Linked DNA regions of Homo sapiens: region 1 is linked to region 2. The links are chromatin loops, found by intact Hi-C in ENCODE. Cell type or tissue: PC-9. All regions are shown on one strand. Links, peaks and the distances in the headings refer to the core of each region. The heading gives the core; the rest is flanking DNA. Region 1 overlaps EFNA5 (ephrin A5). Region 2 overlaps EFNA5 (ephrin A5).

The links. A loop is a pair of places that touch in the nucleus more often than their neighbours do. Peaks named below come from ENCODE experiments on the same cell type or tissue, not always from the same donor. Only the 100,000 strongest peaks of a DNase experiment are listed, where the experiment ranks them.
Region 1: a loop joins it to region 2, with 2.1 times the contacts of the local background. A loop is called at or near these places in 4 of 110 quality-filtered maps.

Annotation. Positions count from the first base shown.
Region 1 is chr5:107,593,635-107,606,700 of GRCh38, reverse strand. All of the region lies in intron 1 of EFNA5 (ephrin A5), which reads left to right. Among named protein-coding and RNA genes, the nearest start is that of EFNA5, 71 kb to the left of the region's middle. RefSeq lists an enhancer at 7,439-7,733. In PC-9, for the core only: no CTCF peak of the experiment used is centred there; a DNase peak (open chromatin) is centred at 7,580.
Region 2 is chr5:107,645,187-107,658,252 of GRCh38, reverse strand. All of the region lies in intron 1 of EFNA5 (ephrin A5), which reads left to right. Among named protein-coding and RNA genes, the nearest start is that of EFNA5, 19 kb to the left of the region's middle. In PC-9, for the core only: no CTCF peak of the experiment used is centred there; no DNase peak of the experiment used is centred there.

The DNA of each region.
Region 1 (13,066 bases), core at 5,367-10,366, 53 kb after region 2:
TCATCTTGATTTTATGGAAGAGGAAATTGAAGTTTTAGAGATATTATGTAACCTTCCAAAGTCGTACAGCTAATATGTGGCTCAGATAAAAATTCTGCTATACCGCATTACTAGCTCTGTGTGTGTGTGTGTGTGTGTGTGTGTGTGTGTGTGTGTGTGTGTTGTACGTGCAAGTGTGTGTCTATGATTTGGGTAGAGTAGCAGGAGTGCAGCATCAAAGCAATTAAAAATAATACAAAACAGGTAGATGGATAGATGGCAGAGAATGAGGAAGGAATTAAGTTTCCCTGTGTGAATCAAGTGGCTTCATGTACTCATTCACCCAGTAGGAAGAGAAAAGCTATTTTAAAAGTTGAGGCCAATGCTATTCTAATCTGTTCTTTACTCTGCATTAAAGCCTTATGTGTAGGCAAATCATATGAGCTGGTGAAAATCAATTTTAATGTTCATTATGTTACAGGTAATAATACCACAGTTTGGGAAAGGACTTTAAAAAAAAAGTCAAGTAAAAAGTGGCTTCATTGCATTAAGTATTTGCAGCAGCTATTTGTCTGAGCACGTAGAATTCTTAAGATTTGCAATACTTGAGTAGCTGGATGATTGGGCAGAGGACTTGGTCATGCTGCATTGATTTGGAGCATGTGGGCCCTGTTGAGTGCTATTCACAAGTGTAGTCCACTGCTCGTCTCTGTTTTTGATCACCTTCTCACCTTGAAGTGACCTGAGTGATATTATACAGGAAACAGGAGTTTTATTAAAATGAGAGTGATACTCCATCCCCTGGAAAACCATTTTATTCAGTGCCAAGAGAAATAGAAATACTTGCCCTCCCCCTGCTTCCTCCCAGTGCCCCATATGGGCTTTACAAGGAGGGAAGAAAGCCTGTTATTGAGGACAATATTGAAGGGAAGAGAGGTTGGGGCAGGCAGGGAAAAGGGAGGTTCTTGTAAGAACAATGCAATCTCTGTGTTGTTTAAATAGTATGTGACTTTAATTCTCAGTCAAAGCCTGTTGAAATACATATGGATCAACGAACCACTTTTGCACCCCAAAAAAAGAGAAAGGTGCTGGCAATGAACCATATTGAAATTTTGGGTTGAGAGTTTGAAGGTGAAATTGTCGGGGTGGCGGGGGGTGGGGGTAAAGGTCGTAATAGCAACAGGATGTACCATTTGCAGACTGGTAGGTCAGCCTTAAATCTCTAGGTAGCTCAGGTTTATTGCTCCTATAAGGTTTCTCACTATTATCATGACAGCCGTCTGCTAACAGTGCAATTTTCTGCTGTATTCATGTGTTTAGATAAAAGAAGATTGCAAAAAATTTTCAAATAAAGGTTTACCTCATTCTCTTGCCAGGTAACTTTTGTCATTAATGTGCTGAGTTATGGTCTCGGCATCATGCACAGTCAAGAGAGCTGATCCTCTCTGCTGGGTCATATATATGCTTTCCTTCCTAATACCCATAAGAGGCATTAGGGGGAAGGAGAAGAATATAAACACAGAAACCACATCCTAACAGCTGCCTCTAGTTAGCTCTGCTTCCCCCCCCATCCCCACCCCCGAGCTTTTAAATCTTGCAGCGGCACCTAATTTGTCCCACATGGCTTTCCTCCCAGTGGAACCACTGGCCCTTTTCTTGCTGCCCTTTTTGATCAAAAGCAAACAGTTATGAAGAATCAACTAGTTTAACTAGTTTAGGCCACTGTCTTTAGGCTGCTGGTGTGCAGGTGCCTATGAATAGGCAGGAGATAACCATTTGTAGATTGGGAGAGACTTAAAACAGTCTGAACCTAGTTAGGTGCCAGTGGACCTATGAAAACATCCCGCAATTAAGCACTAAGTGAGACAGTGAACCGCTGAGTGAACTACCGTGATGGGAATAGATGAGTGATTTTTGACCTAGTGGGGCAGATCAGAATCATGTAGGGCGCTTAAACATTTCGTACACATGCCAACTCCTGCCACTGACATTCTGCCTCTATTTTAATACGCCTGGCAGTGATGAATATAGATACTACAGATCTGTGTTCTGACATGTCTGCACGGCAAGTGGGTTGCAACTTGCATTATGATATTTATTTTTTTAAGTTCTAATTATTTTTTTCTTATATGTGTTACTCATGTCTCCATTCCTTTTTCCATGTTATTTTTTGAATGCAGTGAGACCAAAGACAGATGCTTGTAGAGCAGTGTGCTGAATTAAGTTATTTCCTTCACTGAGACTAGTGTTCTGTTTCTCTCTTCCAGCTCATGTTTATTTCTTATTGCTGTTGAGAAGTAAGACATGAAAGCCACACAACCAATGTGCTCTTCTTGTGACTTTTAAGATAGGAAATTGGTTTGGTTAAAAAAAAAAATCAGAGCCAGGTGCAAGCCCATACATGGTCCCAGCTACTCGGGAGGCTGAGGCAGGACGATTGCTTGAGCCCAGGAGTTCAAGGTGGCAGTGAGCCGTGATACACCACTGTATTCCCATCTAGGTGGCAGAGGTAGACCCTGTCTCTTAAAAAATAAATAAATAAAAGATTAATATTGGTGACTGGGAATAGCCATTCTCTTATAGATGCTTAGCTGTCCAATAATTATCTGATTTTTAAATGCATATTGCAGAATAATATTGGTTCACGTCCCCAAAGATTTGAGAAATGTGTGTACTTCACCTTGAAAAAGGAGTACCTGAATTAGTCCTTACAAAATTACCTTGTCCTTATGGTTTTGCTAAAGAACTGATATTCTTTTTGTAAGGTAAGGGATAAACCTATCACAGCTTGCTTTGAAAGGTCATTGTCTCTTGCAAAGTAGATTAACTCACTTTGTTCTATGAGCAGGAACCACATTGCCGTTCTGTAAAGCTATACATATAAAGTAAATTTCTGCTATCACTTTGGCTTGCTCTTGTAAAAGAAATTTCATGCCTACCAGTTTTCACTTGCTAACATAAGTCACAGCTCCTCACGGTTAGAGTGTCAGGACAGACGAGAGTGGTGTCTGTAGCTTGTTTCCACTTCTAACATTCTTTGCTCTCAGTAAACGTACTTTACCAAGCATGGGAAACACATGTAAAACACTGATGACAAATTTGGTGATTTAATGTTTTTTATGTTGTTGGAGCTGGTCGTTAGTAGGTGAGCCACAGTAGTAATTGAAATGAACTTGCATTTTATGGAAGTGAATGACTAAAATGGAACCTTTCCCTTGGTTCATGCGTATTGTTCAGAATGAGAACGCTGTTCTCCTGAGGTATGGCCTACTAATCTCAGTTAAGTATAAATCCTCATGTATCAGAGACAGTGATTTATCCTGTCACTTAGAAAAGCCTCTAAATTTATATGAAAGTGAGGGATAAAAATTGCCATGATATTTCCTTGAGAAACTACAGTCAATTCTGTATATTCTTTCCTTTCTAAGCTAAGACTGGAATGGGGGAAAATTCCATTAAAAGGAGTAGTGACTCTTTGATGCACCTTGAACTACAACCTTCCTTACAGTAGCTAATTCATCTAGAGTGTCCAGGAAGGAGGAGTTCGGCTTAAATCTGCTTAATCCTTTAAACAATGAAACAGTTATAACTGCTCTCATTGCAAATGTTCTAAAATGTCACAGTCATTACAAGAAGTGATTTGACTAAGTATGGTGAGTTTTCTCAAAGAACCAGGACCCTCATTAAGAACACCATTTATTGAACTCCTTGGTAATACCGGAATGCACTCGGGAGCCTTCGAGGTCTGTAGGTTTAGCCTGACTTCTTTATGATTTTTCCCAGATGGCTACGTCTCCTGCCTCCTGCCAGTATCTAGGGCTTTTTATCCCAAAGCCCATGGCCTCTAGTCACTGTGCTCTTCTAATTAGTATTTTTTTCTTTCTTTCTTTTTCCTCCTTTGTGATCATTTCTATTCTCCTCTGCCACGTCTAACGACTGGGAACCTGCTCTGACTTCCAGAATCCCAAATCGGCTTTCCTTTCCTTTCTCAGTTTGTAAGCTAGGACCAGTTTGAGGATTTCTAGTTGAATCCAGATAAGTATTACCATGTAATTAAGTCAAATTATTAGTCCTGTCCCCAGCCTGTGAGGTGTTTGGGGGATGGAGGGGAAAATGCACAGCTCACTCTACCTCTGTTCTGCTGAACAAAGTATAAGGGCTCTGAAACTGCTGTTTTCATTTAGCTTGAATGTTCGTTTGTTTTGTTCCTGATGTTCTGGGTTTCCTAATTGTTGGCCAAAAAATGAGAAGCAATTCCACTTTCCCTTCTAATGGCAGGCTTAATAGGCTCTGATTTTTATCTTTACCCCATAGTTATTGTGACTTTTTTCTTTCTTGGAATGGTTATTTGTTGGGATGATACATCCACATACATTAACAGGCCTGTTTCGAGGTAATGAAGTCCCAAATTCTGTCTCATCAATATACTCCTCATCAATATTCAGAATTACAAACATTTTATGAAAAGCCATGTTATATATAGATAAGTGAGGTACCTGTGGATTTTCCAAATTTAACTCCTGCATTAAATGGAGACTGAAAACAGCTCCTCATATGAAACATGTTTTTGCTTTGAGTCCCATTAATAACGTGCACATTTTCTGTGATCATAAATCACCATTCCTTCTTTGCCTCCTCTGTGAGCTCACGTCTCTTTCCCGAGATTCACCAGCGTTAAATTCGGAGTAATGCTCATTGTTAGTATTCAGTAAATTAAGGGATAGTTTAAATACATGCAATAAGCCTGGAAAGGGGAAAATAATTGGTTCCTAGAAAGCTGTGAAAGACTCCAAAAACATAGGTTTTTGAGGAAACTTCTTACTTCTTTAGTGAATATTGTGGCATACATAGTTTATTGTCTCAACGAGTCATCATCATGAAGTTAAATTCATAGAACTCCAGCTTACCTCCACAAATTATCTAGGTGTTTTTGTTTTTTGTTTGTGTGTTTCTGTAAAGGTAACGATCAAAAGGAAAAGGAAAAAACATGAGTTAAAGAATTTGGAGCACCTTGCACAATGTCTAGCAACTAATAAGTGTTCAGTTACTGCACTTACCCTTAGCAAGTATTATTAATGTCAGTTGCAGGCAATTCTTTCTAATTTTAACTCTTAAGGACTTTTATTTTCTTTAAAAAGATGGTCATTACCTTATCTACCTAATCAACTGAGAAATTTTTCATGTTATTTTGCTCTCTTCTTAAGATTAAATTATATAGATTTCCTAACCTCCTTTGATTTTGTATGCTTGATTCATTTTGGTTGTTTTCTCAGAGTTACACTTACTTCTACAGTCCTGAAGATGGTGCAGCCCAGTACAGTGGTGGGCAGAGACTGGCAGTGAATTACTCTGTGCTTCCCTAACGCTCTGCTTTATGGGTTACGTTATCTTCCTTTGAAATGTCCCCACTGTCAGCCCTGCCAGCTGACATAGGAGCTGAGATAGAGGTAAGATTGCGTCATGAGTTCTTTGCCAATGCGGCCAAAACATTGTGGACAGTCAAAGATCTCCTCCCTTGGAACATAGTACGAATGGTCCTGATTTCTAGTAATAATATGTTATGAATGCTTTTCCTATGAAACAATCTAAACCTCTTTCGAAGTTACTTGTAGATTCAGCATGTATCTCATCTAGGGATGATGAGTTCTCTAAGTTTTCCACATACTTTATAGGGACTGCTAGCTTTAATTTTTCACATTTACCAGGTTTGAAGGTAACAAGAACTTGATCATTGCTTGTCTCAGCTTTCATTATTTTAGACAAAGGGCTTTCAATCTTTATAGGTCTTCTGGGCTTTTCTGTATCTTAATCAAGATACGGAATCTTTCTCTCCTCTAACCTGTCCTCAGCTTTTCACGGGGTGAGGTCCAGATTTAAGATGGGATACCAGATTAAACATACTTCAGAATTGTATATTAAGAGAGAAACATTTTTGGCTGGGCCCAGTGGCTCACATCTGTAATCCCAGCACTTTGGGAGACTCAGGCGGGTGGATCACTTGAGGTCAGGAGTTTGAGACCAGGCTGGCCAACGTGGTGAAACCCTGTCTCTATTAAAAATACAAAAAATTAAGGGGGCATGGTGGTGCATGCCTGTAATCCCAGCTACTCGGGAGGCTGAGGCATGAGAATCACTTGAACCTGGGAGGCAGAGGTTGCAATGAGCCAAGGTCCTGCCACTGCACTCCAGCCTTGGGGACAGAGTGAGACTCTGTGGCCAAAAAAAAAAAAAGAGAAACATTTTTTATTAACTTAGCTGATTACCTTCAGTTTATTGCTGGCCTCTGGGCTACCACAGTATATTAGGTTGTAATCGTTAGTGAATAGTCATCAGTGGCCAACAGTTCCTCTTCTTAGGTTGTAACTGACATCTTGTAGCCAACTGATCATCGTCCAAGAGTAATTTATATTCATTTCCCTTAAATGCATGCCATTACAGTTGCCCACATTTCAGCTTCTGTGCCACTGTTCTATCTATTCACATAGCTCTGTGAAATCTTACTGCAATTCATCTCTTGTTAACTTGGCATTCATTTCCCTTCTGTCACCTTCAAACCTTAGCTCAAATTCACTTCCTCTGGGAAGTAGCCTGTGATTAACCCAAAATGGCACTGATCAGTCATATTCAATATCTGGATGACATCAGGGGAACTTTAGCATCCAGGTTCTTCTGTCATTCTGGGTTTTGTTGTAATTTTCATTTCTTGAATCTGTCTACTTCACATTCCTTTTTACTGAGTTTGGAAGGTATTCATGAGATTGAGGAGAGTCCTGAAGGGAAGCTGCTGCTTTGGACAATAGCAGGTACTTTCAGGTTTTTCCAACTACCTGCCTAAAGGCAGCTGCCATTGTGTGTCTGCAAGGCACAGCCTCGGAGATGCATTTCTGAAAATGAGAGCAACTCACTGGAGTCTTCCTAGCAATGGCACTACAGTAGGATTTTCCTAGAAGCATACTTTGGCAATTATTCTTCTTTTCTCATCAAATTCCTAAAGTTTTGTTCCATGCCCTATAGGTAGCTACTTTTCATAAAATATTTAACAAATCTTTCTAGACTGCAGTGATATTTATGATTACTACATGTTATAAAAAGTTTTCTATCGATTTCTAATTGGCTGTAGATCTATTTATTTTACTTTTTAGTAGTTAATACATTCAGAAGGTTCAAACAGCAACATGATAGAAAAAGATACAGAGTGAGAAATCTTGCTTTCTGTCCCTGTCTCCATTACCCTATTCCCCACTGCCCCATATATGAAGCCACTTTTATTAGTTTTCTGAGTATTCTATTTTTGTGCAAGCATATGCAAATATATGTTTTATAATCCCTACTTTCTTACTTAAACCATATCATACTCAGAGCATATCTCTGTTCTGTATCTTGCTTTTTAAATTGGAAATATGTCCATACCTGGATAAAGAGACCTTCCTCATTATTCTTTACAACTTCCTACCACTTTATTGTATAGATGTGCTATAGTTTGTTTAGGAGCTCCCTAGTGATGGACCCTTGGATCGTTTGCAGTATTTTGCTGTATAAACAATGCTGTAATGAATAACCTTGTACACACATCATTTCAAATATGTGTCTACTGATCTTTATCCTCTGGTTCCCGTGCCCATTTCCTCGTAGACTTCTTAAGTCACAGAAAAACCAAATATGCATGTTTTTATTTCCCTTAATATATCCACAGTGACTTCCTGACTAGGGAAGCCATGCTTTGAACTGTAGGATGCCCCCAATCCAGGCGTTTAGTGTTTCATTTGACTCAGTCCTGGTCTGTTTGAGCATCTTTAACTCAGTGAATTAAGCTAAGAGAGAATGAATGTAATTCAAAAGAAATGGTTCACAGTCAGATGTAAAGAGTTAAACATTGTGGAATTTTGCCATACAGTGAAATATTAAAATTTCATTTAGATCATTCGGCATGTTAGATAAAAAGCATGAAAAAATGTTGTATTGAGATTTAAGAGTAGAGAATTTAAATATAACTGGCCGTGAGCAAAAAATTAGTGTCATAGTATACTGGTCTGAGTTCATAATTCTGATTCTGAATTCTGACCTTTATAAGACCACCTGTATGTTTATCTGTATGTATTTATGGGTTCAGAAGTTGCTTTGTGGGTACATAGCCTTCCAAAGGAAAGATTATAAACTTTTCAAGTAAATAATTCTGTTTCATTGTCCAGTCTTTCTTTTGTTTCTTATTTCTCATCACATCTGGTTTTGCACAGAGTCTGTGGTCCACTATGAACCTTGATTTTTCTATATTAAGTATAACTAGTCTTTTCCTATAATTTAATTTCCTCCATTCATAGAGAAATTTAGTTTTTTGCTTATCCTCTCCACTTTTGGAGTATTTACTCTTCCACTCAATTTGGTGTCAGAGCCAGTGATTATGGATAAGATGTTAAAAATTATGCAGGACTCAGGGCAGGACTGCAGTAAGGAAAATTATTTAACTCCTCTGATTCCTGATCTGTAAAATGTGAATAATAACACTGTGTCTTTTCCTCTTTGTTACTGAGAGAGGGGTAGTGGGGAGGAATGTGAAGCACCTATCATTGTATCTGACATGTGGTAGGACCTCAATAAATAGTAGGTATTCTACATTATCTCCTACATATATTACTTTATGATTTTCTATTATCTTTGAAGACTCTTAAAGTTATCGTAAATGGTTGAATAAATTATTCAAATGGTCTTTAATAGTATCTCATTTAAAAATAGGAAAATGACTACAGAAGTTGTTAGAGATCCATGTTAGTGTGCTTACAGATAATTATTAGGTCTCTCCATTTGTTTAATACTTCTCCATTTTTCTGGCAGTTCATTAGGAATTCTGTCGGGGGATGCACTTCTATCAGCGCATTATCAGCAGCTGAAGAATTTTCAGTTTTCTGCTCACTCAGTGCTTGTAAAAATTGAATATATATCGTTTCCCCTTTATCATGTTGAAAATCTCTGGTTCACGGTCTGTTGAAATTCATCTTGTTATATTCAGAATTCATCTCCTGGAAGCAGCAACAATACACAAGGCTTGAGTACACTTAATTTTCAGTGTTTTTGTTTCAATTCCTTTTTCTACACTTTTTTTCTGGGAGATATTTTGTTTTAATCTTCTCTCCCCCCTTTCTCTAGCCAAGTTTTTTGTTTGTGAAAAGTAATATTTTTCCAAGCTATATTCTGTGTGATACAATATGGCCATGTTTCAAGACGTTCTTCAGCTCTTGCATCCAGCTACTAATTCAGTGCTCTGAAAAAACTAGATGATGTTTTTGTGGTGATGGGTCAGTGCCAGTGGAAGGAAATAATTTTGCGGAAGATGAATCCATTTCCAAGTAATGTTGGCTGAGTGGAAGCTTACATTGGAATTTGTTAGGTTGTCTGATGGAAACCAAATTTGACCAAGACGAGACTGTGTATGTTATCTGTCTTTGCCTACTCATGCATACCTTATGGTATGTAGATATATAGGACATAATTTCACTTCGATAGCTAATTTTAGGCTTTAAGATGATTTAAATAGTAGTTTTTATTCCCTTTACTAAATATTTTTGATGGATCTTTTTAAAATATTGTAATCAAATTTAAAATGACGTATTTCTTAAAACAGTTTTTATGTGCGTGGTTCTTATCAGTGCAACAGTCCTGAAAGAAATGAGTGTTTTAAACCTCAATTTACAGGTGAGGAAGTAAGCTCAGAGAAGGTAAGTAACTTGCTCAAAGCCACACAGTTATTAGGTACCAGAGCTAAATGTTGGATCTTGGGTCCTGGGGTCCTGATCCACCTAATTCAATTTTTGTCAACTGACTTTCTGTTTTGTCTAGTGAAGTGCCAATGAGATTTCATTTTAGGACTGTTACAGTTTGTTGATTTTCTCAGAATGTAAAGTCTCAGTGGTGACAAAAATAGAATTTTCAGTATTTTTTTTTCCTCATGTCTACTTTGGACGGGGAGAATGGAGGAGTGTTGTCAAAACCTGCTAATTCCATCTACCTCCTTTTGCTGGGAGAGAGAGACATTTCAATTTTATAGGTTAAATAACTTGTATATATTTGCAGGCCAAAGATTGAATTATCAAAATTATTAATAAATTACTTTTAAAAAAGGAAAGTCATCACTTTCTAAAAGAAATAGCACATCCATTTCATTACAGCATTATTCACAACAGCTAAGAGATGGAAGCAACCTAGGTGGCCATCCGTGGATGAATGGATAAAGAAAATGTGGCGTATATTTATATACCATGGAATATTATCCACTCTTTAAAAAGAAATCCTGTCATATGCTACACCTCAAATGAGCCTTCAGGAAATTATGCTAAGTGAAATAAGCCAGACACAGAAAGAAAAATGATTCTACTTATATGAGGTATCTAAAGTAGTCAAGCTCTGGAAATATGGTTGCCAGGGATTAGGTGAAGGGGAAAATGGGGAGTTATTGTTCAGTGGGCATAGAGTTTCAGTTTTGGCTGATGAAAATGTTTCAGAGATGTGTTGGAAACATTGTGCATATAATTAACACTACTGTACTGTACACTTAAAATGGCTAAAATGATAAATTTTATGTTTTTGCCATAATAAAAAATAATACAAGAAAATTGAATTTTCCTGTAACAAAGTAGTATTAAGTAAAATGTTAGCTGTACTGCTTCCCATTGAATTTTATTTTTCTATCTTGTTTTGACAAGAAATAGGAGGAAGGGAATATTTTTTTCTGAGGCAATTAAAAAAATAAATATTTGGAGTAAATGTAAGCCTTTTGCTTATTGCCAGCTATGAATATGTGTTCTTTTTCATTTTTGCTTTTTTAGGTTTATATATCTTTTTCTCTGAATAGGTATCATTTATTGGGTATGTAGATGCCTGACACTTTGAAGTGCGTATTTTATCCCCATTTTAGAGATCAGTAAATTGAGGACTGAAAGACTTAATTAACTTGCATGTGGCACACAGCTAGCAGTAGCAAAACAAGAAAGAAATCTGGGTCTGTCTGATTCCGAATCTTGGGCTTCTAATCCCTTGTGGACACTGAGGGGAATGGGTGTTACCCCCGGCATTGCAGGGAAGCTACTCAGATGTGAACACTTTTCTAAATAAGTTTTATGATTTCAGGAAAATTATAAAGTTGAGTTTATAGTAAATTAATTTTATCTTTCCCTTTCCCGGCTTCCCAAAAATGAGTTATTGCTTCTTTTTCTGTAAATAATATTTATTAAATTATGAATGTAAAAAAATGTGGTGATATATAACAACTGAGCTTCATATTAATGGTATATTTAAGCTTTATAGGATAGGGTGAAGTGATTTTAATTATTGGGGTTTGGTAAAGGTTTATACCAAACATATTTGTTTCATAGTGAGCCCCTTGTTGTATAGTAAGTCTGATTTTATTAATTTGTACAGAGAAATTCCTTTGTAAAATATGACTGACTTTTCTTCCTCTTAGGGAGACAGATTAATAATATTTCACTATTAATTAGGTTCCATCTGCTCATCCTGCCTTTCATTCTAAAGGTTATACTTATTACCATATTCTCAAACCGACCCAACTGTGTAATCAAAGTTTAAAAAAAAAAATTAAACCAAAGGTTCAATCTTGGTTTTTATAGTGTACTTTTTTGGTTACTAAAGGGGGGACCAATGACTCCACTTCCTCCTTCTTCTATATTTTCTTTGATTTCATTTTGTTTTTTCTTGTAATCCAGCCATATACCACAAATTACACAAAATTAAACTATCTGATATGAGATACAGTAATAAAAAAAAGTGGCACACCCACTTAGCCGCTGTTTTGGCCAGAAGGTCTGCTTTGGTATCCAGGTCATGAGAATGAACGGTTGAGCAATGGAAAGGCCTAAATGCTGTCTGTATTTGGGAATAATGATTTGTATTTCATTCCTGGGTGTTGTAATTTCACCGGTGCTGGTCAGTGCATACGGGGTAAAACAGGGGGCTCCCATTTCCCCAGGCCTATAAGGCCTGTCAGGGGAGTGCTGTGTGAAGGGGAAGGATTAGAAAATGGTTGGGAGAAAGCAGGCCCTGACTTTGTAGCTAAAAATATGAATAAATGAAGTTCCACACCACCAACTGAGTAAAATTTGATGATAGGGGATTACTGGAACATTCTATTAACTTGGGTTTTGCTTTAAAAAATTAACTTTTGAAAAAAGTTGAATCTCTGAGCTTATGTGTAAGGGTTTGGCTTGTGGATAGTGGTGATTACAGCAGCTGGCACACTTATCCAAACCTCTCACTGCCACACCCTGCAGTGACCTGGCTCAGTTTTTCCTCTCCTCCTGCCCCCTGCCTTGGAAGACTGCCTTTCTGTCTTCCTTTTCCTGTCTCTGTGCCTCTCAGTACCACCAGCAGCCCTTCTTTTTACCCCTCATTATGAGCCTGGTGTAGCTTTAGTGGCTCATTCAGTTACAACATTTTTAAAAAGGTGATTATGAATGGATGTCTACATACATAATCTTTAACAATCCATCTTACCTTCCTAACTGGTCTTTGATAAAAGAGCCTCACAATTTTTAACACTATCATGAATGTGGCATTTTTAGCACAGATGAATCAGTTTGTATTGATGAGGTAGATATACCCAGGTTACAGTATTATTTGAAACAAGATGCCTTTTTTCCATTCAAGTTTAATTATTTGAAGAGCCAGTCATGAAAAGGAATGAGAGAACAAGCACATACCTTGACTTGTCTCACCTTTTTAACTAATCAAATAACTATTTTATGAGAAGCAAGTATTCTCCAGTAGGCAGAATGTAATTCTAGTTTAGTAGCTTAAAAATAAAAGGATTATAAATACCAGAAGGATTTTCAGGTGGAAAGAAGATGATGGCTGGGTCAGGAAAGGAATTAGATCTGAGCTATTGTGGGAGATCTTGGGTGAGTTTGTAATTATTTGATAGTGGTGGTGGGATCCTTTTATAGCAACATTCTGTCTTTTATTCTGCCTTTTTCTTTTAACATTTTCTTTCTGGTTCTATTTCCTTTTTCACTTTAATCCTTCCGGTCCCATAGTTCAATGCTGGCTGCATGTTTAGAATCACCTTGGGTGAGGGTGATGCTAG
Region 2 (13,066 bases), core at 3,503-8,502:
AAACAGATTTTTAACACTTTCCAACTTAAATCCGTATGGTTAAATTAACCCCAAATGTTCTTTTTACATTAACATAAAAGATGACTAACAGTTTTTCTACTTTCAATGTCTGGGTTTCTTGTGGGTGGCTTTCAGGAGCCTGTAATTTCAATGGAGTTATAAAAGACTTGGGACAAAATGCGTTCTTTCTGTAAAGTTCTATGATTCTAGTAGTCTTAGTGAGAAACTTTTGCTCCTGTAGAGTCTAGGTAATATAAGATCTGCAAATATGCTTCTGCTTTCCTCACAGCGTATGTATTATTTGCTTTTTCAAAGCAAATCTTTGTATTAACAAGTAAGGAATGGAACTAGTTAAATTCAGAAGATTACTCTGCGTTTTTTGTTTTTTGTTTTTACTGATCTTCACTCTGTGTATATAAATACAATATTACTAATCTAAATGAACTTTCAAGTCTTTGAAAGCATCAGTTAAGTAGACTGACTTAATTGAAATGTACCTCTATGGAATGATTATTTTTAAAAGAGATAAAACGGTTTGTACTTTAAGTCAGGTGTATTTTTATGAAAGGAAACAGATGAACAGGACAGTGACCACTTAAGTATAATTTTATTTTAAAAAGAAATTTTTACCAACAATTTTTGATAGTTAATTTTAAAACAGAAGCAAATATTTTTCTTTTTAAATCCTCAATGGCTTTAATTAGAACATTGGGTACTATTTCATAATAACTATGAATATTATTAAGAATAGTAAATCAAGACAGTACTGTTTTCTTTGTAAGTTTATGTTTATGTTCACTGTGGTGTAAACGAGGGTTCTCAAACAGTGAATTTGGGGGTGACAAGCACTTAGCGTTTCCAGTTTTATGATTCTCATAGATCCTGAAATGCTAGAACCTTCTGTGACTCTGTGTGAACTTAAGTGGCTCCTAAAAAAGAACTATGCTATATGCTTCAAAGATTGTTAAATTTAGGAATAGGAATGGATTTGTTGAAAATAGAGTTGATATACCTAAGATTTGTGTTTTAGATGAAGTAGAAGATGCTCAGTAGTTCTTAATACTGTTTTTCACCTCCATTTTTAAAAAAAGAAAATAAGCACATTAAATTGTTTTTATTTAACTCAAAGTTATTAACAGTGACTTGTCATCATATTAATAGGTTGTAACCAAGTTCTTCCATATACTAATATATGTTCCTATACAGATTTAACTGCGTATAGTAAAAACATTGTGTTTATGTACTTTTTTGTTTTGAATTTTTACAGTAGCAACTATTACAGATCAAACTTTAAATTTGTTTGGGTGTTGGATAGGCAAGGACTCAGAAAGTAAGATATTAAAAAACCTATATCAGATTAGATTTGTCACTTGTCTGTTAAAATTTTTTGGTTTTATTTCAGAGCTAATTAAATTTCAGCTCTATTTGAGTTGTAAGTATGCCATTTATAGTGGTGAATCTAAGCCTCAGTTTCTTCACCCTAATAAATAAATGGGTATAATAAAAATATCTCCCTCAGACTTGTGAAAATTTAAAGGAATGTGTATATGTGGCAGGACTTTAAAAACTGATATAAAACTTGTAAAAAGAATAAAGTCAATCATACTTCAATAAATTGGGGGGGAAATAGAGATTTAAGGGGAGTTACCTCACTTTGAACCTCACTTTATATATATTCTTGTGAATCTCACTTTATATATATTCTGGTAAGTTGCATAGAAAATACATTCTTACAAATAAAACTTATTTTAAAAGCATCACAGAAGAGTTGAATTTTTAAAAGGTAGACCAAATTGTATCATTTTGTAATATATGTTGTTCCTGAGAGATGATTTGTACATTTACATTGGGTTTTATTTAAAGGAATTTACATTTTAGGTTTTATCTTGTGATTTCTAAAAGAGTAATAATGTGTAAAGACTGACTCTTGAGAGGCAAGTCTTCCAGGACCTTCTTCCCGGGAAAGGGATTTTGAATCTCCTTTGTAAAATTGGCCAGGTTTATTTTTAATGTCCTCCCTTCTCCTCTCAGTTTGTCTCTGCTATATTGTTTCTTCTTTGACTTCTAAAACCCTGATATTCTACTTTGGACTTCATAGTTATAATGAGATATCTCCATCTCAAAGGAGAAATTAATGAATACCGACATCCTCTTGGAGAATGCTTGTATTTCCAATGAGGAGCTTGTTGAAACAAATCAATTCCTGTCTGGGCCTGCTCCTTACGGGCAGCTGGGCTGTCCCTGGGATCCTTGGATTTTTCTGAATTCTGCTGCCAGAAGAGCAGGGTTTAACCTCTTGACGCTCTGCTTGAGAACTCTTGCTATTGACTATCTTAAACTTAGTACATATTATACACACATTGATGTTAGAGGTATAAATAGATCATAACAACATGTAGCTGAGAAAGGAAACAGGATTTGTCAAGGAACACATATTTTAATGCATTGAAACCTGAGTAATAGATTACTGCCAAAGGGCTGCTTTCCTATAGCATTGTCAGGTGGTTATTCAAAGCCAATTTTACTTCCTATGTTTATAGTTATTTAGATGGATAGCAAATATGCCTGTTACTTGTTAAAAAATTTCCATCATATACTTACATAATCATTTTGTAATGTTGTTTTACTCCTGAAGGTACAAACCTCATTTATGCCAGGAAAAAGTAATTCATAAGGGAAATTATCAATGATCCTTATGCGCTGTACCCAGAAATTTAGTGATGTTGGTGGGCAGAACTTGGCCACTAGTAATAAAAATACTGGGTCTAACATAAGCCATACCAAAATTATTTGAAAGAACACTGTGAACTCTGCATAACAGATTTCTCTTAAAAGTACAGCATTTTAATATTTACAATCGCTGTGCTCATAGGAAAGCTAGATTTACCTTTGTTGCTCTTATATCATTTTGTACAAAAGCAGGTTTCTTTTTTCCTGCTAAATTGGAAGTTAAAATTTGTCAAGGGAATGAGCTTGCTATGAGTTTATTTCAAGTTTGAAGCTTGGTAATTTTATGTTACTTGGATTCCATGTCTGATGAATGATATTAGTTACAGTCACTCCCTTGCTCCAGGCTTACTTTCTTGGCAAAAGGGTAGTCAAGAAGTTTAAATTTTGATAACTTACTTATTGATATTTTGTGTTATTAAAATACTAATTCCTTATATTCTTGTACATCAGTTAAAGAATATCAGCCAAAGACTGCATCTTAGCCAGGCTTACTCAGCATTTTTTTTTTTCCATGAGCGCATGTTGATTGATCAGATTGCATGTGTATAGCTATCCAGTAATTCCTTAAGGTATTGAAATGATTGGATTGAGTTGCAGCTTAATTATTCAGCTTTTATTAATATGGTAAATAATGTACTAAAGGCTAGAGCTGAACAGATTCCAGTGCATGTGATGAATTTAGACAGTTGAACAGGCTAATCCTGGTGCATCACCTTTTACCTCATTATTTTTTTTGGAGGGAGGAATGGGTTGAATTATCTCTATTTCTCTTTGTGAAAGGCTGAGTTATGTCAATGTATTTTACATGTTTAAAATACAGAAGATGCTCTTTAGTACTAAGGTTGTCATAAACTAGAATTTTAACTTTGGACAGTTGTAAATTCTCTTCAATTTCTCTTTTTAAAGTTTTTAGATCATTTGGCTCTGTTCTTATGGAAATGTTGCAAAATGTGAATGGAATATACAGTTGAGTCTTTAAGCAAAAGGAACAAAGTCTACTTAATGATTTGAATGGAATAATGAGTATTATAGTTGGTTATGGCAGACAACTATGAATTTCTTCCTTAGGTATCTAACAAATCTTTAGTAATTTTATATAGCCTTAATCATTTTAGTAAAATTTCCCAACTGTCACTTTGGGTTAGTTCTATGGCAATTGACCTTTAAAAAAAAAGTTTAAACCCACTGGCAAATACAAAAATCCTTATGGTTAAGTAGTTTCATATTTAATATAGAAGGTCTGTCTATATTTATGTCAACAGAAGGCAATGTAAACCCACAGGGAAGCTTTATTGGCTCTAATATGGTATTAGAACAAACTATCCATCTTACCTCTCACATGCTGTCCCATAGTAAGCCTCTTTTACTGGTGGGAAGAGAGTATTTGTGACTTTTTTTTCCTAGTCACTCCCTTCATAGCCATAGATTAACCTTTCCAATCTACTGCAAAGATAACAGGCATACTTACTAGTGTTTATCATAGCATACTCTTAATTCATGGGGTTTGGTAATCACAACTTCATTTTGTAATCACATATTAATAGTATACATAAGACCTGGTTTGGAATTCAGTCGTGGAGTTTGGGTTAACTTCACCTAGAGCTCTTGCATTACCATTCTGGGCAGAGTAGGCAAACATTGGCAAGCTCTTGAGTGGTTGATAGGATCAGGACTCTGCTCACAAGATATACATGGGTCACATTAAGTAGATTTGCACTGCAGCCTGAATATGGAGTTTTAAGACTGCAATAATCAGTGTTGGAAGACGATTGGTTTTTCTTGTTATAAATTGCTAATTAGTATTGAAAATCTAACCTGTTTTGTTGAACAGCCTCTCTTATTTTCTCTGAGAAAGTGGTTTGGACAGTAATCTATTTATCTCCATACCCCTCTTCCCTCTAGTTAAAATAAAATCTAGAAACCTCTGGGGACTCCCCCTGTTGAGTTGTGCTTGGAAGGAGCTTTAAAACAGTGCCTCCAAACTGAAGTAAATATTGACTGGGTCTGGGGCTTGAGCCCTGCTCAAAGCCTCCTATTGTTCCTCCTTAGTCAGCACTCCAGAGCGGGCTCAAGTATGCATGTGTTAGGAAGAGAAGAAAGGCTGTGGAGGGAAATTAACAGGGCCCACAGCCGAACTCATAAATGCACCATATAGAGGAAAGGGAAGCTGACTACAAAGCCAGCTGGAGCTTACACTGGGTTATGGAGAACTTAGGAGACTGAAGTGCAGAAACGCTGACCAGTCTGTCTGCTTTAGTGAAGTTTAAGGTACACAAAGCTGCTTGTCTTGGTGGGTCCAGCCCATTTCTGAGTGAAACCTTTGGGTCAGTGATGCTGTCTTCTCAAGGAGATGTAAATTGCAGCATTTTGGTGAACTTGGAAGAAAGTAAAAGGGTAAACCCTCAGATTCCAGAATGATGCTTCTCCCTCCCTGGTACCTGTTCTGATGCCTCTGTCAGCCTTCCCTCTTTCAGCTGTCATGTCGGATTACACACTCTCTTGGGTCTCCTAAGTGCCTTGGCATCCCTGGGGCATCAGATGGGTGAGGGAGAACCATATGCCATTTGAAATGAAAGTTCTGAAGAGGAGATGTTCTTATTATATGAAAAATTTAAACTATTTTTTTTTAGAAAAAGAAAATTAAATCATTTAAATATGGAACAGATTCCCTTGTTTAAAGTGGAGTACTTTGAGAAAAAGCTGCTTGTATTTTTACCATTCAGTTTAAGAACCCAAACAAACAGCTGGCTGACTTATGTTTTAGTGAAAACCATCCCGTACATTTACTAACTAGAAAAGTAAACATCCTTAAAAAGAAATTATTGTGTCTTGACTACAAAGTAATTGTTAATAAATACACAGTAAAACCAATAGCATATTTGGATTGTTAATTCATTTCCACTGATATTGTAAGCATGCTTTTAAATTTGTAGTCTTCTGTGATATTTGATGTGAACATATCAGTGCTAAAGACCACATGCAGGCAAATACCAGGACAATTAGAAAATTCTTTGACTGCCAAGGCAATCATCAAACTGTTCTGCTTCATTCAGGCCACTAATATATTAGAACAATAGTGTCACAATAAAGCATGAAATGCTATGGACAGAGAGAGAGAAAGCACATCTGTTCAGGGGTATCAGAAACTACTTTCTGGAGAGGAATAATTTAGTCTAGACCTTGAACAATGGATATGATTTTAAAAGAGATGGGGCAAGTAGCTGAAGAATATTCCAGGGATCCTTAGGAACAGGAGCAAAGGCCTACTGGCTGTAACCTTGTATATGGATTTGGGGAATAAACAGAAAGTAGTTTATTCAGGGTGGAGGGGATCTAGTGAAAGTACCTGCAGCATGGGCTGAAGAGGTAGGTTGGTCAAGTTGTGGAGTGTGAATTTAAGGTTGTGATTTTTGTTTTTGACTTTTTAAAGACTTTATTTATTTAGAGCAGCTTTAGGTTCACAGCAATATTGAGAGGATGGTACAGAGATATCTCATATACTTCCTACTCCCACACATACACGAGGCTGCATTTTTAGTAGGGGAAGGAGGACCATTATATTGCATTGTTCTTTGTAACAGATGGATTAACAGGGTCTTAATATGTATTAGAATTGTTCTGCACTGTTGTATATCTTAGCCACTGTTTAATTGCTTTGTAAATATAACAGAATACTGGTAAATGTTGAAGATCTTCAAATTAGGCTTCATTTGTAAGTGGTTAAGTGGTGAGATGATAAAAATCAGAGTAATTTTAATATTTCCAGATGAAACTTAGGGTGCTCTATTATATCTGAATTGTTTCCCTGACATGTGGATTAAGCAATTGTTTTCAAAGCTTTTTTTTTTTTTTGCCAAAAAACCATTGTTCACAAAAATCATTAGCGAAAGTCTAATGTGTAAAACGGAAAAACAAATGCCAAACCACCAAGCAAACATCAAGTTGTAGTTGGAGAGATTGGGCGGTCGGCTGTGCTCTGTTCCCAGGCTTCTTGAGAGGCCTGCGAGGACCCCCTATGGCTCTTTGAATCATGTTTTCAAAACCTTCCTAGTTAGAGTACAGGCTTTGGCATTTACTTAGGGGCGAATAGAAACAATGCTGTGGAAGAGATTCATTTTTGCTTTATAGGCCACAGAAGTACTTATGTGCCCCTCTAGGAATTGACTTGAATAGCTCCCATTTATTGAGCACTTACTGTGTCTGAGCACAGTCCTTTATAGACTAAATCATCATTTTTAAAAATCCTGACAAAAGCTCTTGTGAGGGAAGTATTATAATTCTTGTTTTGCTGCTGAGAAAACTGATTTTTACATACTTTATACTAGCCAAAGGTCCCTTGGCCAGTAAATGGCCCTTACCACTCAGCTGGGCTATGTGGAGTGATACAGTTTGTCTAACAGAACTTGATGAAATGTTGAAGGGTGACCTTGGGGCAGAATTTCCGAGGAGGTGTAGTGGAGGAGAATGGTAGGGACTATATGCTAATATGAAAAGAGCATTAAAAATGCACATTTTTATTCCTCTTTGTTGAGCATTTAATGGACTGAGGTAGCAAGCCATAATTTGGCATCCACTACAAATAACTAGTATAACCGGAGGTTAAATGTTTCGTGGACTGGTTCTTTGGAGCTAATTGTGAGGCCATGTGTATGTACAATCTGTATATACAACCAAATTGCTAGGGATTCACATACCACTGGCCCTTCTTGCCTGCATGCAGGTAAGCTTGGTTCCTGAAGGCTGGCAAAGGTATAGAGCTATTTTTGAAGACGTTCAGAAGAAATTCTGGATATTCCCTGAATAAAAGTTTTAGAATTTAGCAATCATACAGTCAGGAAATTTTCCTCTATAGTCAACCTAAATTATTTCACTTAAAGTCAGTTTTGGTTTACATAATAACAATATACCTTTACTTAAGAATTTTAAATGCAGATTTTGCTTTCTGTATTATAAGCACATTTTGAGCAAGAAATAATCATTTTTAAGCTATAGGGAACAATACATAGATGCTTGAAGTGACTCTGCGTTATTTTGTGTCCCAAATCCCTCACTTTCATCTTAGTTTCCCTTCCTTTTGTTTCATTCCTTCACAAGAGTTCTTGCCATAGAGTTTAACAGCCAGTAAATTCTTCCTGATTAGTTTCAAAGACAGAAGTCTCCTGATAGGCAGTGAGTGGATCAGGTTCTCACCTAATCTCCAGAGAGACAACAAGTAAGGGGAAGAAAGGGTTTGACACTTTATCCATTATGTACCTCTCTGCTTTGCCAGACTAACCCAAGTCTTTTCGTTGAATTGCGTGTCTGCAAACATTAGGCAATTCATTCCTTAGCATAGCTGTTTGTACCTCTGCAGTGGAAGTTGTTACCCCATCTTCTAATTTAGTTGTTTATATGGGTAATATTAGTATATGAGTTATACTATAGTTTATATATGTTATCTGCATTTTTGCATGTGTTCCCATTACTAGATTCTAAGATTCTTGAGGTCAGAGATTGAGTCATGGCAAAAACACCATACTCAAGGGCTGGCCCATGATGCTTAAGAACTTGAGGTGGGTTGGTTCTGGGTACACTTCTCTGCTCCTCCACTGACTACTTGCTGTGGTCCTAGACAAGTTACTTAATCATTCCCTGTTTCATCTTTCTCATTTATATATGGAAATACTAATCTATTTGTCTGATAGAGTTACTGTGATGATTAAATGATGTATTATTAAACATAAAGCATAGAAAAATGCCTGGCGCATAGTATGTGGTCAATAAATTTTAGCTATTAATACTTTCAAATGTATTTCTGTATTATTATATAAAAATACCATATAATTATACAGAGATATGTCAAAGAGAGAGCATAGTCTAACTTTAGAGTTGAGGTGACCTGGGATCAAATGCTGCCTCTTTTCTCCAACCCTCAATTTTCACTTATGTAAAATAGGATGTATAATTTGCAAAATTGTGTTGATTCAGTGAGAAAGTAAACGCATGTAAAATGCATGGTGCATAATTTTGGATCCATGAAATCTACATATTATTCATTTTTATTATTCTGATTCATTAACATGGAGAATTAGTCATTTGACGATTAGCCTATGAGTTGTCTGCCCATAGTGTGCCTCTCTTCATTTCAATTTATTGGCTACCTGTTGCCAGATGTTTTGCCAGCCTAACTAAATTCATGTATTGATTTGTGAGAAAATTATTCTTTTTGATTTTATCAGTTTGGAAGATGAAAAAATATCTTTTAAAAAAATACCAAGGCCTGGAGTCAGGTTTTTTATTTTCTACCAACTAGATGTTTACCTTAATCAAGTCATCGATTGCTCTGGGACTCTGTTTTTCATCTTTACAAGGTGATTGAATTAGTCGATCTCTTAGGCGAGAGCATCTCACTTAGAAGATCCGAGATGTGGTAAGGCCTTGACACTATTTAACTGTTTGACCTTGGGCAAGTCACTTAACCTTGGTCAAGTCGTGTTTCCTCATCTGTGAAATGAGGGGATTGTTGTCTTCTGGGAGGTCATTTTCAACTTCATTAATCTATCAGCCTTTAAAACTTCTTTTTTAAAAACTTATGATTTACTTCTCCCCAACCCTCCAACTTTGTTTTTTCAGTTAAGAGGAACTAATACATACATATTTACATTGTGTAAACTTTTGAAGAGGACACAGAAGTTTTCTTTTTTACTTTCAAACATGACTCTAAAGATTTTATTAAAAGGATTTTTTTTTCTGTTTTGTTTTCAGACATGGCTTTAAATATTTATATCTGGAAAACCACACTGAAGTTACAATTAGTCAGTAATAAAAATAATGTGTGACATATATTCAACTACCCAAACCATCCAACATCCCTTATCAGAGTTGATGAGTTGAATCCTGAAGTTTGACGCAGGGAGATCGCAACTGTGCTGTATCTGAGTAAACTCTTAATTTAGACTAATTCTAAGAATTAAAAATGGTTTTAAAAAATCTAAGTGCTTCAAAAGAAGAAAAAGAAGAGCCTAGAATAAAATGTTTTCAATTCACAGCTATAAAATGTACCACAAGTTGAAACTATTTGGTTTTCATTTGTTTTCCCTTTGCATTTGGAAGGAAGTAAGAAGTAGAATAAGAATTTTTAAACATTGGGTACTTGTATATAGTATTTTAATTCAGCAAACAATTATGCAATATAAGTATTTTAGTTACATAAATATGACTCCATTGTCACACCCTTTTATTGCATGTTTTGACAAAGCTCAACTAATTTTATACATATCTTTCATGTGATTATTAAAAATATATAAATAATGTCATAGTAAACTTTATAATATGAAATGAACTTTTCAAAACTTGCTTTAATAATCAGTGAGAACCTAAGTGAATAAGACATGTTGGTTCTTTAAAGTAAGTTCCAAGATGCCAGTTCTCTTTGCAAGAATGATTTAGGCAAAAAATCAGTTAAACTTTTTTTCAGTGAAACTTTAAGTAAGTTACTAAATGCGTTTGCATCAAGATGATGGTAAGTATAGAAATAGATATATAAACAGAAATGCCTAAATATTATCTAATCCACCTGTTTAATGCCCTTCTTGCTTTGGACAGCTTTGCTTATAGACCTCATTTATTGGAGTTGCCTGGCCCACTCAGGGTCTGTTTTCTCTGCAGTTTCTAGTCAAATTATTCCTAATCAGTTTCATGGGTAAATTGGACTGGATTCACCCCATTTCCTGTGACAGTGTGAGTTTTCGGTGGACTAATCACAGTCACAGAGCACAGTGATGTGTCCTCTTAGAGGTTAGGCTTGTTCTCATCCAAGTAGATTGATTTGTGAGCAGCAGCCATTACCGACAGTAAAATGTGTGTTTGCTGGTGTTTCTGCATTTAGTAATTTGTTGGACATGAACTGAATGTTTTTCATTTCCTTGTTATCTAATAAAAGCTGTTCAACTTAACTTAATCCAAGTTGAACTTTTGTGGAATCTATTTTATTCCTCTCCATTATTTTATAATTCTGTAATCTTAAATTTTTTGATTATCAGAATGAGCATTAAAGTAGGTCTGTTTTACTAATAATTATTTCCAGTTACCAATATAGCTATTTTCATTGAAAGATATTCATAAAATAAGAGCTCATTATAATTGCAATGCCAGTTATGGGGCTATGATTTTGAACTATGTTTCTCTTTTATAAATATTGAGTTACTGTTAATTTATTGTAGACAGTTATACCCACGATGCATTGTGAGATGCTGAAGAAAGTGTATATAGTAGCTACATATTTACACCAAGAAGTTTGCTTGTCTGGCTCTTAAATTTCCAGAATTGAATATGATAGAAATAGGTTGATATTTTGTTAAGATGCAAAATAAATCATTTTACTTAAATACATACATATACTGCATTTTACATAATCTTATCAACTATATTTCATTTTCTTGTGTTTTATATTGTCAGGGTGATAACATCACAGAGATGCTATTTTTGAAAAAATTTTGCATTATAGGGGCTTTATGCATTTCATAATTGTCTTTGATATGTTATTTAAAATATGCTTAATAGTTGCCTACAATGTACTGACAGTCATATTCAAAAGTCTCAATTTCAGTGGAATATATATAATAAAATACTATTTCTGGAGAAACTTAGAGAACTGACCCAAATGTCTGTACTTTTCTCATACAGGAAAATCCCATACAATGAAGCTTTTTAAATAAGCTTTAAAAAAATTTATTTGTGGTCAAGGACATTCTATATTAAGAACCACTTTCAGTGATAGTACCCACTGATAGTAAGTAGAAGTATCCCCCTCACCATGTAAATATTTTTTTCAGAAGCAGTTGAATGTTTTCTCAACAGCTTCCCATTTCAATAAGATATGCACAAAATGAGTCAATATGTGTGACCCTTTCTGTCTCAGTGTTTACAGGGAGATCCAGGAACTCAAGTAGATTTGTAAAAGGAAGAACTAGTACCAACATGTTTAATCAGTATTACCCTTTACTATCCCTCAGTAATATTTATCTCACCTCACTGGACATTAATACCAGATACTTATAATCTACTTGGTTTCTTTTTGTTTACAGTAGTCAACATAGTGCTTGGCACACAGTAGGCATGTTGTAGAATTTTTAAAATATGAGAATGATAATGCCTTTAAGCATATAGTATCTTTAAATTTTTCAAAAATATTTTGTATATAAGATGTACGACATGTACACCATGATATATGTATATCATGTTTTGATATACAGAGTGAAATAATTACCATAGTCAAGGAAGTCAGTTTATCCAATCTATCCCTTTTAGCATACTTTCAGTATACAACACAATATTACTAACTATAGTCATCATGCTGTACATTCCATCTCTAGACTGCAACTGCGTACTCTTTTCCTATACCTTAGATACTAATTACTAAGCATATAGTGTCTGTTAGATTCTGCTCACCTATCATTTCACAGAAAAAGAGCTGTGCTTTAGTTAACCAATTTTTTATTTGTTAATTGGAAGCCAGAGCTAACCTATGATTATTCTTCACAGCAGAAGTGTAAATAGATCCTTATCCATTGTTTCTCTCAGCTGCATTGGTCTCAGCCTCTTAGGTATTTGAAAAGATAGATTGACGATGGCAAAACAGGTGACGGCTTCAGGCCACAGGGAATATGTGGTCAAATGAGTTTGGCTCTATTACTGGTACTGAATCCATATTTATCTGGAGAAAACAATAATAGCTAAGTAGCTAATTTGATCAAGGTTTAGAATAAGTCTTTTATTGTTGTTTTAGCAATCTCCAAATCAAGAGTTGCATCTTTAAACATGCCTAACACTTTTAAACATTTGGGGGCTGTTCTGTAAAGAATTCATGACTTTAAGTATATGTAATATCCATAAGATGTGAATGAAAAGAACTACCCCTGCCCAATCTTTCTGAAGTGAGAATCAGACAAAAATATTTATTTGTTCTGGTGTTTTAGGGTAAATTTAATGACTAGATTGACTATAAAACTTGATTCAGTATAGTGTGAATAAATTGGTTTAAATGGCACTAAAAACACTCTTATACATACCAAGATTTGCTAGATATAAATTTGGCAGAGTTATTAACATGTGAATAGTGAATGCCACTTACAAGGACTTTTAAACAAATTATGAAGGGTAGTACAAATTTAATTCGGTCAGTTGGGAAAAATACTTTGGATAAAATACAGGTGAACAGTTTAGTGCTACACAAGTTTAAAGGTAGCCCGGAAATTACTTCAACTTCTACAAGGCAGATTTACTGATCTTTATGTCCCCTTGTTTGAAGCTTTTCACATAATAGATATATATTTTCTGGATGTATTTAACCCATGTC